Linked DNA regions of Mus musculus: region 2 is linked to region 1. A link is a contact called in ENCODE Hi-C or POLR2A ChIA-PET data. All regions are on one chromosome and are shown on one strand. The core of a region is the stretch at or near the end of the contact, and the rest is flanking DNA. Distances in the headings are between cores, read along the strand shown.

What was found. A loop is a pair of places that touch in the nucleus more often than their neighbours do. ChIA-PET counts read pairs that join two places held with the same protein, here RNA polymerase II (POLR2A).
Region 2: a map of left cerebral cortex shows a loop between it and region 1 (2.9-fold over the local background). The contact joins the promoter of 4933421O10Rik here to the promoter of Rragd in region 1. A Hi-C loop is called at or near these places in 2 of 37 maps with a recorded cell type or tissue (left cerebral cortex and v-Abl transformed pro-B cells). POLR2A ChIA-PET finds 5 or more read pairs at or near these places in 1 of 5 experiments (embryonic stem cell).

The regions. Positions count from the first base shown.
Region 1 is chr4:32,979,932-32,987,722 of GRCm38, forward strand. It overlaps Rragd (Ras-related GTP binding D), which reads left to right and starts at 3,067. Exons shown (of 7, transcript NM_027491.2): 1 at 3,067-3,676. The coding sequence starts at 3,532.
Region 2 is chr4:33,026,929-33,034,719 of GRCm38, forward strand. It overlaps 4933421O10Rik (RIKEN cDNA 4933421O10 gene), which reads right to left and starts at 4,395. Exons shown (of 2, transcript NR_036602.1): 1 at 3,929-4,395; 2 at 211-3,593. It overlaps Ube2j1 (ubiquitin-conjugating enzyme E2J 1), which reads left to right and starts at 4,452. Exons shown (of 8, transcript NM_019586.4): 1 at 4,452-4,688. The coding sequence starts at 4,658.

The DNA.
Region 1 (7,791 bases), core at 1,817-4,316:
TTATTGTAGATGAAAGGAAGACCACAGCCAGAGGCAGAGGCATCTGGGAGAGTCCAGAGCAACCATGATCCTGAACCAGGCCATGCTTGGAAGAGAGGTAGGAGGGGCAGGGAAAAGCCAGGAGGCTAAGAGGCCAGGAGGGTAAAAGGTAAAAGATACAAGGGTCAGCATAACCAAAATGGCTGGATTGTTTAGGAAAGAGCCACTGGGGGAAGGGCAGCACAGGCCTGATCCTGGGTTAGAGACGGTTAGGCTAGGGGGTAGGGCACGGCAGCTATACCCTACAATAGGTAGGGGCTGAGGGATGCAGGGAGAACCTGGCAGCCAGGATGTGCTTTGACATGTTAATAAGCACTTTGGTTAGCTGTTTGTCCAGGGTTTGAGACCTAACAAGAACACTTAAGAGACTTTCCCAGAACTATTTGATGGATTAGGTTTTTTTTTTGTTTTTTTTTTTTTTTGTTTTGTTTTGACAGGTGTTGTTGTCTACATGCTGAGCGCTACAAGGTCTGAGGGCCCTGCTACAAAAAAGATATTCTGTATCTAAAGGCTGGTTGTTGTGGTGTGCATGTTTAGTCTTGGCGGATCTCTGATCTCTTGGGTTTGAGGACAACCTGGTCTAGATAGCAAGTTAGGGATGTATAGGTGAGACTCTGCTTCTTGTCCTTCCCTAACTCTCCTTCCTATCTGATTGATAGTCCTGTAATTCTTTTCTGCTTTAAAGCCATGACCATGGTTTGACCTGAGCCAAAGTCCCTAAAAGACTAGAGGTCTTTTAGATGCTCCCCAGGTTGCTGAGATCTGCCTATCTCCCTAACATAAGACATGGTTGTTGATCCACTTTATTCTCAAGAATGACCGATTCTCAGACAAATCATGGCATTTTGATCTGTTGCTGGGATTCCCATTGAAGGCTCTCTTCTTGGTGCTGGAGAGATGGCTCGGTGGTTAAGAGTACTGACTACTCTTTCACAGGACCTTAGCTCCGTTTCCAGTGCCTAACCTGGTGTTAGCTAACAATCATCTATGACTCCAGTTCCAGAGGATTCGACACTCTCTTCTGGTCTCTGTGGGAACTGCATTCAGGGGGTACACATACACGTAGGCAAAAACAATCACACGAATCCAATACATATATACATACATGGATATATACACACATAGTAACTCTCTCCTTGATGTTAGAGAATCACCAGACATTTTCATCTTTTCTGTGTGTGAGGGTGTTGAGTTGTGAACTGTCCTCTCTGGAAGACCCCCTCTGGGTTCACCAGACATCCTTGCTCAGTAGTCATGTTTGAATCTGAGCTGTTGCTAGGCAGCCATCTCCTGGTGTCCCAAGGACCTCTCTGATGCTTGAAATAGGCCAGTTTAGAGACCTCCCCACAGACTAGCAAGCTGGCTTTGGGACAGCCGCAAAGCCTTACAGCTACTCTGGGGAAATGTCCCTTCCTCCCCAGGCCGCTTCCTGCAGAGATTCAAGGATTTCAAGCTGCCCTCAATCTCATTAAGTTGCTGCTGCCCAGCACATGGGGTTTGACAAGGCGCTGGAGAGACAAAAACTACCAACCGGATGAGCCACAAAGCCCACTCTCTTCGCTATAGAAGTAAAATCGCCAGTGAGAAATGAGTTCTGAGAGCACCTGAGAGTCATGGCTCATTTGAAACGTCTACCAACTCTGTGGTAAAGGTGTTCTCATGAGGGTCAGAAAAGGCTGCTTCCTTCCGGTGGGGAGAGTAACGAGAGTCGGCTTTCTCCATCCACCCTTTGGCCTCCACTTGGTTTCAGTCTTCCTTTGCCCACGGGTTTCTGGGTGTGTTGGACCAATGGCAGTCATTCCCAGGAGACCACACAGAGATAGGAAGAAGGAAAGCAGCCAGGGCCCTCTTCTGTTATCTGCTTGGCCAGAGGGTGGGGAGGGTGGGGGCGGGGATGTGGGGTGGTGTGGGGGTGCTGCTACCTGGCTGCTCTACAGAACTGGCTCCCTTCACTTCCTCCCACTAAATTTGGAGGTGGTGTGAGCTTCCCACCTGATAATCTTTGACTGTACTCCCTAAATTCTGCTGCTTATATATCTGCAAAACTGTTTCTTCGCTCAAAAGCCTTTTTCAGTTCACATCTTTGTATGTGGCATAGGAACGACCTTGACCATGCAGACAAGAGTTCTACTGCCTCTCCTTGGAGAAGCTTTCCTGTTGAAAGCAGCCACCCAGTTAGAAGAAATCCAGGACATGCGTCACGGATTAGTAACCCTATTCCTACCCAGATTTTTCCGAGGACCCCTAGGAAGCCCTGTCCCGGGCCGCAAGTGTCCAGGCTGAGCTGCCTTTCTCCCCACCTGCTGAGCTGCTGGCACCTGCAGGATCCGGATCACCTTGCTGGCCCGCTGTTTAACTGAAGGAAGTTTATGCACGTGACTTTCTCCTCTCTCTCTCTCTCTCTCTCTCTCTCTCTCTCTCTCTCTCTCTCTCTCTCTCCCTCTCTCTCTCTCCCTCTCTCTCTCCCTCTCCCCCTCCCTCCCTCCCTCCTCTTCTCTCCCTCACCCCCCACCCCAGAAAAGGGTGCTCACACTGTGCTGAGCAGCTGGCGAAGGAGGAGAGCACCTCCTCATCCCACATCGCTTCTATTCCAATCTGAGAGCTGCCCCTCACCTCCCACAAAAGCCCTAAAACACGTGGGACTACACCAATGAGACAATAGCAGTTGGGGCATAAGAAGCCCCGAGGGCGTTATACACTTTAGGTTTTCCCGAAGGTTGCAAAGGAATCATTTAGTATAGCATGTTTATATATAAATCACGAGACATGTGACTTCTCCGGAAACATGTCTACGTAGACCACAGTTTGGAGTATTCTTGCTGGGAAATCCTTTGAACTAAAAGGCACTTTAGGAGGCAGCTGCTATGGAAACTACCCCACCACTGTGCACTTCTCCCAGCTCCCGCAGGCTGGAGTGGCGGTGGGGGTGGGGCCTGAGTACCGCACAGTTGAGGGGCAGCCTAGTGGGGGTGGGGTAGACTGGGGTGGGGTGGAGGTGGGTGGGGTGGAGGTGGGTAGGGTGTGGGTAGAAAGCCTGAAGACCGCAGCACAAGCCAGGGGCACTGCAGAAAGCAGGCGGCAGGGTCCGGGTGGTCCCCGGGCCACGCTTGCAGAGAAAGCGAGCAGAAGTCCCCGAGGGCGGTGGCCAGTGCGCTCTGGACACCCGAATTCTCTCTAGGGGGAGAACGTGTGTGGCCGAGCAAGCGGTGGCTGCGGCCGGCGAGCGCGCGCCCGGTGGTGCTGCGTGTGTGTGTGTGTGTGTGTGTGTGTGTGTGTGTGTGTGTGTGTGTGTGACAAGCGTCAGGTGACTCGGGTCACGCAGTCACTCCCTCGCGCTCCCGGGGAGAACTGCCGCGCTCCGGCTGGCTTCTCGGGCAGCAGCGGCAGGGAGGGGGCTGGGCTCCACTGCCACCCCCTTGCTCACCAGGCGCGGCCCCAGGGCGCTGCGGGCCACTCGGCCCACGCGGGACCTTGGAGGCAAGCGTGGGCGTGATGAGCCAAGTGCTGGGCAAGCCGCAGCCGCAGGGTGAGGACGGCGGCGAGGACGAGGAGGAGGATGAGCTGGTGGGGCTGGCGGGCTACGAGGATGGGCCCGAGTCCTCGGACGCCGAGCTGGACAGCGGGCCGGAGGAGGGAGGTGAGCCAACCGGCCGAGCGCTCGCGGTCCCCGCCCTGGGAGCGATGTGTGTGTGTGTGTTGGGGGTGGGGGGGATGCGGGACGCGCGGGTCCGGGGCGCTGCGGTGGGGGAGGGGAGCGGCCGGGCTGCAGACGGCGGCGGGGAGCAGGGTCGGATGTCGAGCTAAAAGAAGCAGCTGGCGGCAGCGTGCCGGCTGGGTCGCCCACAGCTGCGCGTGTCATTCTTCCCCGCCGTGGCCGCGGGAGGGTCTGCGGCGTGGGACCGGGGCGCTGGGGCGGGGCCCGCGCTGCAGGTGGTATCCGCGTCTCCCGGGAGACCGCGGGGTTCTAGGTCCCCAGACACCCTGAATGCATCTCGTGTCGCACCCGGGGGTGGGCGCCTGGCGAGCAATCCTTGGCCGCTGAAGCCAACTGTTTGTTGTTGCCGAAGGAGCTGAAGTTAGCCTTTCGGATTGGGGGCTGCTTGCATTTCATTCCCGGGACACAACAAAGAAGTTGAGTTTAGGATTCCAGAATGTTTTTCTTTAATTTAAAAAAATTTTTTTTCCCCACAAAAGCGGAAGGTCACTTTAAAAGGTCAGTTGAACGGGGCTGTTAACGTTCTCCGAGTTGTAAATATCCCAGAGAAAGGATTAATCTCTTTAGTGTCTCACACTAAAGAAACCGAGGAATGAAAGTACCCGTGACAGGAGTTTTAAGAACTTTTATTGAGAATCTATCGAACGGAACTTAAAATTCTCTCTACAAAGCCTTTCTCGGAAGACAGTTTTGATTTTGCGTCTGGCAGGTACTTCAGTGAATCAGAAAGGGAATACAGTTAACTAAGACTTAAGTCTGGCAGATGAAAAACAGCTTTTCAAGTCGCCTCATTTCCTGGCTTTTCTCCAGAGAGGACTAGTGCTGGCTCCCCGTTATTTAAACTTGTGTGTGCACCTCTGCGCTCCACTCATCCGCACTTCCCTTAATTAGTCCCACGGTCGATCGTTCAGCCACTTTTTTTTTTTCCCAAAAAAATTAAATTGCTCAGGTACTTTACTATTATATAGCATTTGGTAGATCCGCCCAGGGAAAGGCTGAGTGGGATTGTATTGGCAAGGCATTTGCAAAGATAGGTGCACAGTAGCTCCCTATTGTGGTAGTTTAAAGAGAGAAAGAAGATCCTATTCTAGAGGGGAAAGCCAGTTATTTGATACTGTCCTGGGGGCCAGAGAGTTTGCAAGGAAGGGGCAGAACCTATTTTCTGTAGTCTTTTTATTGGAGGGCCTGGGGGCTCTTTTGAAATTTGATTTGAAGTAAACCCCTGCCGGAGGGGAAGAATTCCTGAAACAAAGGCTTTTCCAGAGCCCAGAATGGGAGGCTCGCAGTGCAGTTAATCTAAAGGCTAACCTGCCTGCAGCTATGTTTTGATGACTTCGGTAATAACCGCCCACCCCCCAGCCCCATTGGGAGTTCCCGAATCAGGCAGAATCCTGGAATCTTGCTATAAAAGGATACAGTGTAGTCATGCGGTAGGGATCTTGCATGTTAATTTCTGCTCTGGCAAACACTGCAGAAGCCTAGCTTTGCTCTGCTTTTTGCGCTACACAGGTGGTCTGTTAGTTTCTCTGATCTTTTATCTTTTGAACACTTTCCCTTTTGGTCTCTGTTCTCCAGTTTAGGCCTTGAAGCAGAAACAATCAGAAAATCTGCCTTTCCACAGCCAGCACTTCCTGAAACAATCTGCCGATTCCATTCCCAGGGATCTGGGACTGGGACGGGGGGAAGCCAAGAATTTAGACTTCCTGCTTTGTGTCCTTCTGAAGGCTAGCTGGTTTTGTTTTAAGATTTATGTGCGTGCATTCGTGTGGGTGTGCTTGTTTGAGTGTGTGCTGCATGGATGTAGGTTCCCAGAAGAGCCAGAAGAGGGCGTCAGATCTCCTGGAACTGGAGTTAGAGGAGTTTATGGATATCCAACATAGGTGCTCAGGAAGAGCATCAAGTGCTGTAACTGCCGAGCCATCCATTTCTGTAGTACATACTCCTATTTAAATTTTGGTAAAGTATGCATTTATCTGTTCTCAAGTTTAAGAGATGTAGTGTGAAAAACAGGGACTTTAATCTGAGAAAGGATGGAGATGGGTGAGCTCTTTCTCCCCTCCCCTTTCCTGACAGATGATGTTTAGTGTCTGTATTTAATGGAGGTCTGGAATTTTCCCCGTTAGGTCAGTGACCTCTGGTGCTGGGAGTGGGATAAGATAGGACAAGCAATTTGTCTGGCATTTGTTAAGGCAATCTGTCAGGAGCTGTGCAGGACTGAAGAGAAAGTACAGTTCCCACTGGCCCTCGACTCTGTGTTGTGTAGAGGCTGCTAATCTCATTTTTAACCTGAGCACCCTGTGAATTTTACCAGGAAGCTTGAAAATGTAGTGCGACTAAGGTGAGACTTAAATGTTGTCTGTCTCCTTTGGCTCCCACTCCATATTCATGAACAGCAGGGGTGTTTTCAAAGCAGCTTAGTTTCTATCAGGACTGACTCCACTTCTTAACCCTTTTTTCACTGAATGAAGTTGATGACAGTAAAGCGAGTCTCATCTTTAGATGCTGCCCCCAGATAAAACTCCTGAGGGGACAACCATTTGTCCTTTGTTTTTAAACCATTAAAAACAAAAACAAGGACCAGAGACACGGGGCACAGTGGGTAAAGTGCTGGCTACGCAGGCATGAAGACCTGAATTCAGAGTCTCAGCATCCATTTTGGAGGCTATGTGCCTGTAATCTCAACCCTGGGGAGGGAAGGAAGACAAGAGGGACCCTGAAGCTTACTACAAGCGAGTTGGTAAGCTTCAGGTTCAGACAGCTCCTTCAGCAGAAAGAGGAAGATAGAATGAGGTAGGCATACAAGCTTCACCTGGCACCCAGATACATGTGCATAACACCAACACGCAAATACACATTATCATACCCTACAGACCAATTATTCCTGGTTTCAATCAGCACCCCATGTAAACCCACAATTGTGCTATAAACTACGATTAATTATTTTAAACATTTATTTATTTTATGTATGTAAGTGCACTATCTGCATGTACATTTGCATGCCAGAAGAGGGCTTCGGAACTCATCATAGATGGTTGTGAGCCACCATGTGGTTACTGGGAATTGAACTCAGGACCTCTGGAAGAGCAGTCAGTGCTCTTAACCGCTTTGCCATCTCGCCAGCCCATAATAATTAATTTTTGACATGTAGATGATGATTAATTTTTGACACCTAGACTTTAAATTTGCTAAAGTAAATTACTGTGCCTAAAAAAAATGACAAAGAAATTAAAAGATAGTCCCGTTGCCATCATTTAATCAGAAAGTAAAAGGTTTTCCCTAAAGTGCTCAATTTTTAGGGGAAACTTGAAGATGGCTACTCACCACAGTGTCCCTGAATCTGGTCTGTGTTTTTATAGTGGCCTGTGCTCCTTGGAATCCGAGGAAATGACAGTTTGCATTGTGACTAGAGTCACCACTGGGTGAGCTGCTGACACTCCCCAGAGGATATCCAGCTGCAGAAGCCACCAAGTCCCACCTGTTAGTCATTAATAAGCAGGGTGTGGTGATCCCAGCCTGTAATCTCAGCGCCCCAAAGACTGGGGCACAAGGATCACCAGTTCAAGGCCTGAACCACACCCCAGGCTGTGCTTCTATTAGATATCGCCCCTGTTTTTTTTTTTTTTTTTTAAGAAGCATTTTCCACCATTTACTCTTGTTATCAAAAATAGTTCAACTCTTCTTGGCCCCTGTTTTATTAGAACAGGCATGGGGCAGTGCAGCGGGAGCACAGGGAAGCATAAGCAAGTGCTAGATAGTGCCAGGCTCTGAGTTTGAAATTTCAAAGGTTTCTGCGCCTCTGTCCCAGGTATTACCCCATCCCCACAGCTGTGCAGGGCAGCTTGGCTTCCTAAGCCACCTCTTCTTTGTTTCTACTTCTTTATTCTTCTGTGTGTCTGTCTGTCTGTCTGTCTGTTCTTTTTAATAAGTGCACTAGAGCCGGGCGGTGGTGCTGCACGCCTTTAATCCCAGCACTCGGGAGGCAGAGGCAGGCGGATTTCTGAGTTCGAGGCCATCTTGTCTACAAAGTGAGTTCCAGG
Region 2 (7,791 bases), core at 3,145-5,644, 48 kb after region 1:
AAAAACAAAAAACAAAAATGTTAAGAGTTCGTCAATATGGCGGTGAGTGACAGAGGTAACACCATCCAGTCCGAATCTTACCCTGACTCCACCATGTGTCTGCTCAGGACTTTCCATAACCCTGACCATGACCCAGATGTTCATCTGTTGGTTGTTGTCTTAGTTAGGTTTTTACTGCCGTGAACAGACACCATGACCAAAGCAAGTCTTATAAAAAACAACATTTAATTGGGGCTGGCTTACAGATTCAGAGGTTCAGTCCATTATCATCAAGGTGGAAGCATGGCAGTATCCAGGCAGGCATGGCGCAGGCAGAGCTGAGAGATCTATGTCTTTATCCAAAGGCTGCTAGTGGAAGACTGACTTCCAGGCAACTAGGGTGAGGATCTTAAGCCCACACCCACAGTGACACACCTACTCCAACCAGGTCACACCTATTTCAACAAGGCCACACCTCCAAATGGTGCCACTCCCTGGCCCAAGAATATACAAACCATCACAGTTATATAGTCAAAACAAATGTGACTAGGTTCCCCTGACCTATACCTGATAACGATGCTATTGTGCTTTTTTTTCCTTAGAGATGTTGTAGCTTGAGCTTTAAGCTTTGGTGCCAAGAGTTTCTTTGGGGCAAGAGCCTATTCTTGGACACTTTAACTTTCTCATCTGGACTGTAACATACAGAAATCCCAGTGATATTACCGTATGCACACGGAACTCAGTCCATACCTGTACCCCTTGAAGTCATTCCGGGGTCGTGTGCCTGCTGCTGAGCACAGAAGGTCTGGGATAGCTGCTGTGTTCCCAGACACCGGGACCGATTGAGTCCATCTGGTTCTAGGAACTCAGTTCTGAAGGCCAGGGCTCCTGGGGAGCCTTAGGGTCTAAGAGGGCCAGGCCTCCTCCTGAGGAGCTCTTAGGTTTGGGTACTCCCTTGTCCTCTTACACTATATTGGGATACCAGTAGAGGACCTGGGATTCAGTGAGTGTTTGGGAGGCCTGGGTTTCTAATGGCTGGCTGGCCGAATTGTTGTGTGAGTGACTGGACAGATTCTGCCCAGAGAGTGGCATTTTTGTTATTAATGTCTCTGTCCCCTTTGGTTCTGTCTCAGGGCTGAACCAGAGAGAGCTAGTCTATTCTCTAGGTTCTTTGAATTAGTGATTAGAAGCCAACTTGGCGTGTGCACCTCACCTTTAAGGGAGAAACCCACTGCCCTTGTTAGGTGTTCTGTGAGTTGTACTGATTCCTTTCTGGGATTATACTCGTGGTTCCAGGAGCCTCCACCCTCTGATCCAGGAGCCTCCACCCTCTGATTCCATCTGTGTTTCATTTTGTCTAGACTCCCCTTCTGCTTCTCTCCTGTCACCCCAAGCTCTATGACACTCACTCTCCCCACTTGGCCCCTTTCCCAGCCTTCTTCTCTACTTCTCCCAGACTCTCTGACACTCAGAGTCTGATCTCAACCCTTCTTACCCCATTGCTCAGTTCCCATTTATGAGAGCCAGAACCTAGTTAATACCCGGTCCTCCTCCTAAAGTGCTCCCTGAGCCCTTAGGGCAGGCCATGTATGATAAGGTCTCAGACAACACAGAGACAAATAGCAACTTCTCAAACAAAGGGGAGTTTGTCAAACATCTGAGTTGTGCGAACAGGGTCAACCTCGTACTTATGGGACCTGCCATCCCCACTGGTATGGGACCTGCCATCCTGATAGCTACCCATTCTCCCCCTCTTAGGAGGAAAAGCTAATTCCATGGCTGAGTGGTAGTTAGCTAGTTCTGTAAAAAGAGAACGCCCTTCTCCTTGTTTTTAATTGAGGCAGGGTTTCTCTGTGTCGCCCTGGAACTTGATCTGTAGACTTTGTAGACCAGGTTGGCTCCAACTTCCGGGTACCGGGATTAAAGGCATATGCCATCACACCTGGCTCCCAAGAGTTCAGATAATGTAAGTCAGAGACTCTGCCACTGGGCTAGTCGGCTATGGATAGACTATGGACAGTCATCTAAATACTAAGTAAGAGGTGTCACCCCCTGGATCCACCAAATCCAGGTAAAGAAGACTTCCTGAGAAGGAAGAGGCCGGGACGCTAAAGGTCCACGCAGACCAGCCTTGCCTTCCAGAGACTTCAGGGACCAGCTTTCCGGCTCTGCTCTGGTTACAAAGCTAGAAGCCAGTGGGCACGCATTGGAAACTAAGGAATCCAAACAGAGACATCAAGCATTTGAAAAGTAACTAAAAGAAACACTAAAAGTAACAAGGAGTGAAATGACTAAAGTAACACCATTTTGTCCTGATCTTACTCGGGCTCCATTTTGTGTCTGCTTGAGCACTTTCCCAGCTCCTTCACCCTCCCCCCACCCCAACAACATTCACATCCGCCTTGGCAGCACATTTGGGACTTTCCATGGCTCAGATACATAACCAAAATATTTGCTGGTTGTATAGTCAAAACAAATGCAAACAAGCTCCCCTGACCCCGACGATGCGATGCCGTTGTGGTTTCTCTTTAGAAATGCTATACCCTGAGCAGAGAGAGTCTTTGGGGGCAAGAGCCTGCTCTTGGTTGCTGGCTTAATAAAGGACTGTAATTTGGCCTTATATATGTGTGGTGGTCTATAACGTCTCACCTGGACTGTAGCAGTAAAATATACCAAGAAGCTAAGAACCTGCACTGTACTCAAAATAAATAAGAGAACTTAAATGAACTGCTCAATTTCTTCAAGACTTCAATTTTCTTCAACCATTAAAATAATCTGTGTCACTGCCAACACTCATGAAGAGTAAATGAATTGATCAAGCATTCAACGTCCAGTAGAGCTTGTATCAGGATGTCAACGCTAAGGGGAAGGGGACCACATTCACAGGGCTTTGTCTAGAGAAACGGGGAACAACACATACAACACATGGGGATTGTAGCTCAAAGCTGTCAAGACTCTGAAGTGTTTTGAACTTCATCTTTTGTTATTTGCAGCATCGCCAGAAACTGGTTTAAGTTTGTTTTTTATTTTTTAAAGTTATCGTCAGGATTATTATAAAAAATAAGATGAAATTCTTCCAAATTTTAATTTGGGATGGAATCTTTTTGTTTGCTGAAAATTGTTACTTTCTTCTAGGAGGGAATTTGTTCTGAAGAAACAAAGTATTCTTTTGACAAACCTACATTTCTGGGAAAATTAATCTTTCCGACCCAGTTAACAGTCAAGCAATTAGTAACTTTTAGCATTTACTCCTTTTTTAAAAAAAAATCATATTTACCCTCTCTGTACATGTTTATATTTAGAAAAAAATTAAGAGTTGACTTTTCTCTTGCAGTGATTATAATTAAGCTTTGCCATGGGCCCATAACTCAATGCCGGATTTGTTGCTGTCTTTTACCTAAGGAAGAGCCCCCAAGGACGAGGTGATGTGGCTTCAAGAATAAAATAAAAGAGAAACATCCTTATCTCCATTGTTGGGAGGAAGAGGAGAGCCTCAGGGCAAAGTGCCTTCCGAGTCTGGCTGGCGGGCGGATGGGAACGACTACACCCCCTCGGCAGGCCTGGTCATGGGGCCGGTCGGAGCAGCGCAGGTTGCTGGATGCTAAATTTGAGGACTGAACACAAAGAATGAAAGCTTAATGGAGAAGCACATTGAAGCTCGGTTTTGCTTGCTTCTCTATTCTTCAGATTATCACCGTACTATTCAGAAAACATCGCCTTTAATGGCTTAGAAGATGCCACTTAAATCTTTTTTTTTTCCCTCCTCCTTCAGACGGCTGGGAAAAATTACTGACATTCCCACAAACACATTTGACAATGTTAAACAAGAACACTAATCTGTCTAATTGGTTAATCTTCATTCCACCTATAACCTTCTCTAATCTCCGCTGGCTCCCTCCCTTTTTTGAGGCCCTTTTATCTCGGTAAGCCGTCCGAACCAGAACCTTACTTTCTCTGTCCTCCATGATCCGAAAAGACAAACGCACCGCATCTCTTTCAGACCGACCTGTCCCATTTATGCGTTTTTATTAACATTCCAGGCGACCCCTTGGTTTTATTTCTGGGAGGTTCTGATGCACCCCGAAAAACGCTGCCTTAGCTAACCGCACCGCGGAGCTAGGGGCCACTCCCGTCCATCGCACCGAGGCCAACTGCGGGCTCGGAGAAGCGCACATCACGGCGCCGCAGTCCCAGGCCGCGCTCGCCCGCCCGCCGCTCCGGGCTGCGCCGTTCCTCCGAGCTCCCTGCGAGCTCCGCGGGAACCCCTGAAGGGCCCGCGGCGAGTCGGTCTCCCGGGCTGGGCCGAGGGGACGACGAGGGTGCCGCCCGTCTCCCCAGGGCTGCCGGGCGGGCGGGATTCGCGGGACCGCCGCTGCCGAGTGACCGACCGCCACGAAGCGCCCGCCACGTCAGGCCGACTTCACAGACCCGGCGCCGGCGGTGACGCAGCGGCGCGTCAGCCGGGACGTCAGTCCCGCAGGCCGTCCGCAGCCCGGCGCCCCGTTCGGCGACGCCCCGGCGCCCGGCCGGCCCTCAGGGAGGCGGACCCCGCGGCACGCACCTCGCCCGCGGTCGGGCTGGACTGGGCGGTGTCAGCGGAGGCCCTCGCTAGGCGCGTCCGCCGCGCGAGACCCGGGCAGCTGCGGCGCCGACGAGAGCGGCAGCGGGGACGTCCGCCATGGAGACCCGCTACAACCTGAAGAGCCCGGGTGAGCCGGGCTGGGGCGGCGGGCGGGCGGACGGGCGGGGGACCCGGGACTCAGAGCGCGGCGCCTCGGCCCGCTCGTGTCCGCCGGCCCTCGCGGCTGCTCCGGGCTCGCGCTTTACGCGAGGCCGCGGCCGGTCCGGGGGTGCAGGCCGCAGAGCGGGCGGCCGCTGCGGATCCCCCGATGCGCTGGCGCTCCTCCGCTCCTGGCCTCTTCCTCCCGGTGTCTGCGGAGCGAAGCAGGAGACAGCCGAGCCAAGGGCAGGTGCGAAGGCGACGACGGTCCGCACTACTGACCATCCCTGGCCGCATCTGCGTCCTTCGTGTCCCCTCCGCCTCTGCCGACGAACTTTTGTTAGGTGTTTGACTCACATTTGAAATATCCCATTTTTATTGTGGTTGAAATATCCAATTTCAGTATTTGGGGGAGAATTTATAGACGTAGAAAAAAAAAATATGTCCTGTAGCTAAACTAGTTGAGCTGTGCACTTGGGAATTAACCATGATTTGGGGGGGTTGATTGCTACTTTGAATTTCTTTCCTTCAGTTAATGCCCTCAGACAATCCTGGCCTCCAGTTATTTTCTGGTGCACTAAAAACAATGCCAAAAACAAAAAACAAAAAACCCATTATCAGTTGTCATATCTTTTAAGGCAGACGTAGCACAAATTACTGGAGCCTAAAAAATGTACTTTGATAATTTGTCAGGGGGAAAAAACTCCTCCCTGTTAGCTCTGAATAATAAGCCTCAGGGTATTGATGATCATTGAACTAGAACTCTCGTCACCGTTTGTTTTCTTTCCCACACTGCTTCTTAGTTTGGACTTAAGTCTGATATCTTTATGGGAAAGAGTTGGTATTGTGAATCTTTTTAAAAATATATATATATTTTAAATTTTTAGAATATATAAAGGAAAAGCCAGAGAATATTGGCTGAACAGAATGTTGTTAGCTTGAATGCTGATAAGTAAGTGGCCTTAGGGACCAGATGTAGAATTAGTCATTTCTACGGTGTTTGTTTAAAATTTGACCACGCCTGTGTAAGAATTATATGGCTGAATTTTAATGGGACATGTCTCTGTCTTCAGCCCATCACTTAAAACCTGAAGAGTTAAAAAAGGTCAGAGAAAGTAGAAATGCCTGGATTTTACCATTTTGATGCCAGAATGATTAAATTAGTTGGAATTTTGTTGTTGTTGTTTTGAGACAGTTTCTCTGTGTAGCTCTGGCTGTCCTGAAATTCACTCTGTAGACCAAGCTGGCCGAGATCCTCCTGCCCCTGCCTTCCCAGAACTGACATTAAAGGTGTTTGCCACCTAGCTAAATTTGTTGGACTTTTAAAATCAAACTGTGCAGTAAATTGTACAGTACTTAGTCACACCTAGAGCAGCAGAGGTCCTTAGGCAGATGTCCAGAGAATAATGCAGTGTGAAATGTTGTCAGGAAATTGTTCAATCTTTTTTTTTTTTTTAACAACTTCCTTTTATCTATCTTTTTATTTATGTGCATTTTTTTCCCTTGCATGTATGTCTGTGTGAGGATGTAAGATCCCCTGGAACTGGAGTTATAGACAGCTGTAAGCTACCATCTGGGTCAGTTTATAAGGTCTTCTGGAAGAGCTGGCAGTGCTCTTAACTTCTGAGACCTCACTTCAGCCCCAAATTTCTCCTTCTTGATAGGCTATTGTACCCAAGATTATGATAAAATTTAAGCAACTTTAGAAATTTAATACATTTCTAGATGGGTATGGTGATTTGTGCCTTTAATTCCTGCATTTGGGAGGTAGAGGTAGGCAGATCTCTGTGAGATCCAGTCTGATCTACTTAGTAAGTTAATAAATTTTGAAAGTAAGTTGGACTTCGGTTGACTCTTGTATCTGTTTACAAATTCTCTTCTCTAGGTGATGCTATTCTTTAAAAAGCTTTAAACTGTCTTCCCTGTTGATGTAGGTGATTTTGAGTTCGTAGAGAAGGTAGTTTCAATGAACTCTAGAAGTTGCCAAAGTGCCGAGAAGTCTGGTGATAATGCTTGCTTTGTTTTAGTCTCAAATCTTTGTTACTTGTAGATTACTGACTGTGAGAGGAAGTAATCGAAACATCTCATTTCCTGTCTGCTAGTGTTGGGTTATCTCAGAGATAAGGATGGGAAAATCTTGGAGGACACAATACAGACTATGGTTAACCGTTGTGTCCTGCATATGGTAACTTTGTTCCATCGTACCAGAAGCCTGGGAATTATCCTGTTCATCCTGTTGGTATCAACCGAAACTTCACACTAATCAGACTTTCCAGTGAACCCAGACCATATCAACTGGTCTGCATAGAATATGTGATTGAACATTTTTACAGATTTCCCACAGATCGAAAAGGTCTCTGTGAGTTGTAAAAACCAAATTCCTTGGTATCCCAACCTTCTTCAAACTCCTCTATTTCCCTCAGATATCCCATGGATTTATAGCATCCAGGGAGCTGCTGCCCTTCACGTGTTAGGCATCTGGTCTCCCACAGAGACACCTTTCACAGTGGTGCCAAGACAGTCTTCAGTCTTGGTCAGCTCCTTTACCTCTGCCCTGTGGTGAAGGTGTTACTGTGTCATCAAACAGATCCATTAAACAAACACTCACTAGATCTCTTCTCAAATTGACAGTGTTTGAGCAGCAATCATTTAGCAACAGTAAAGCTCAGAGTTAGGTTGGTTAGCTTGCTGGACAGGGCTGCTCAAGACTTAACCCTTGCTTTCCTTGCCAGCTCCTTCCCCTGCCTCTCTTTGGCTCTTTTGCATTTCCTCCTGACCCACTCTCCAGATGGTATGTCTCCATCCCTATCGGATCCTCTGTTTGGAATGCTTTCCACTGAGCCCATCTGAAATTCCTATTACTTCCTAAACTTCTCTAAGGTTCAGCCTTCTCAGCTCCCTTAGGCTAGGTAGTCCTTAACTTATTCATACCTGGTCAGTACTGTCACAGTGTCTTCAATTTTTTTTTCAAGTCTTCTAATTGCTATAAGCTTGTTAAGGCAAGAAGTTATTCTTTTTCTCTCTCCACTTAAACATTTTTCAAATGTGTATTGTTTGTTCATTTTGTTTTAATTATTTTACTTTATTTTTAT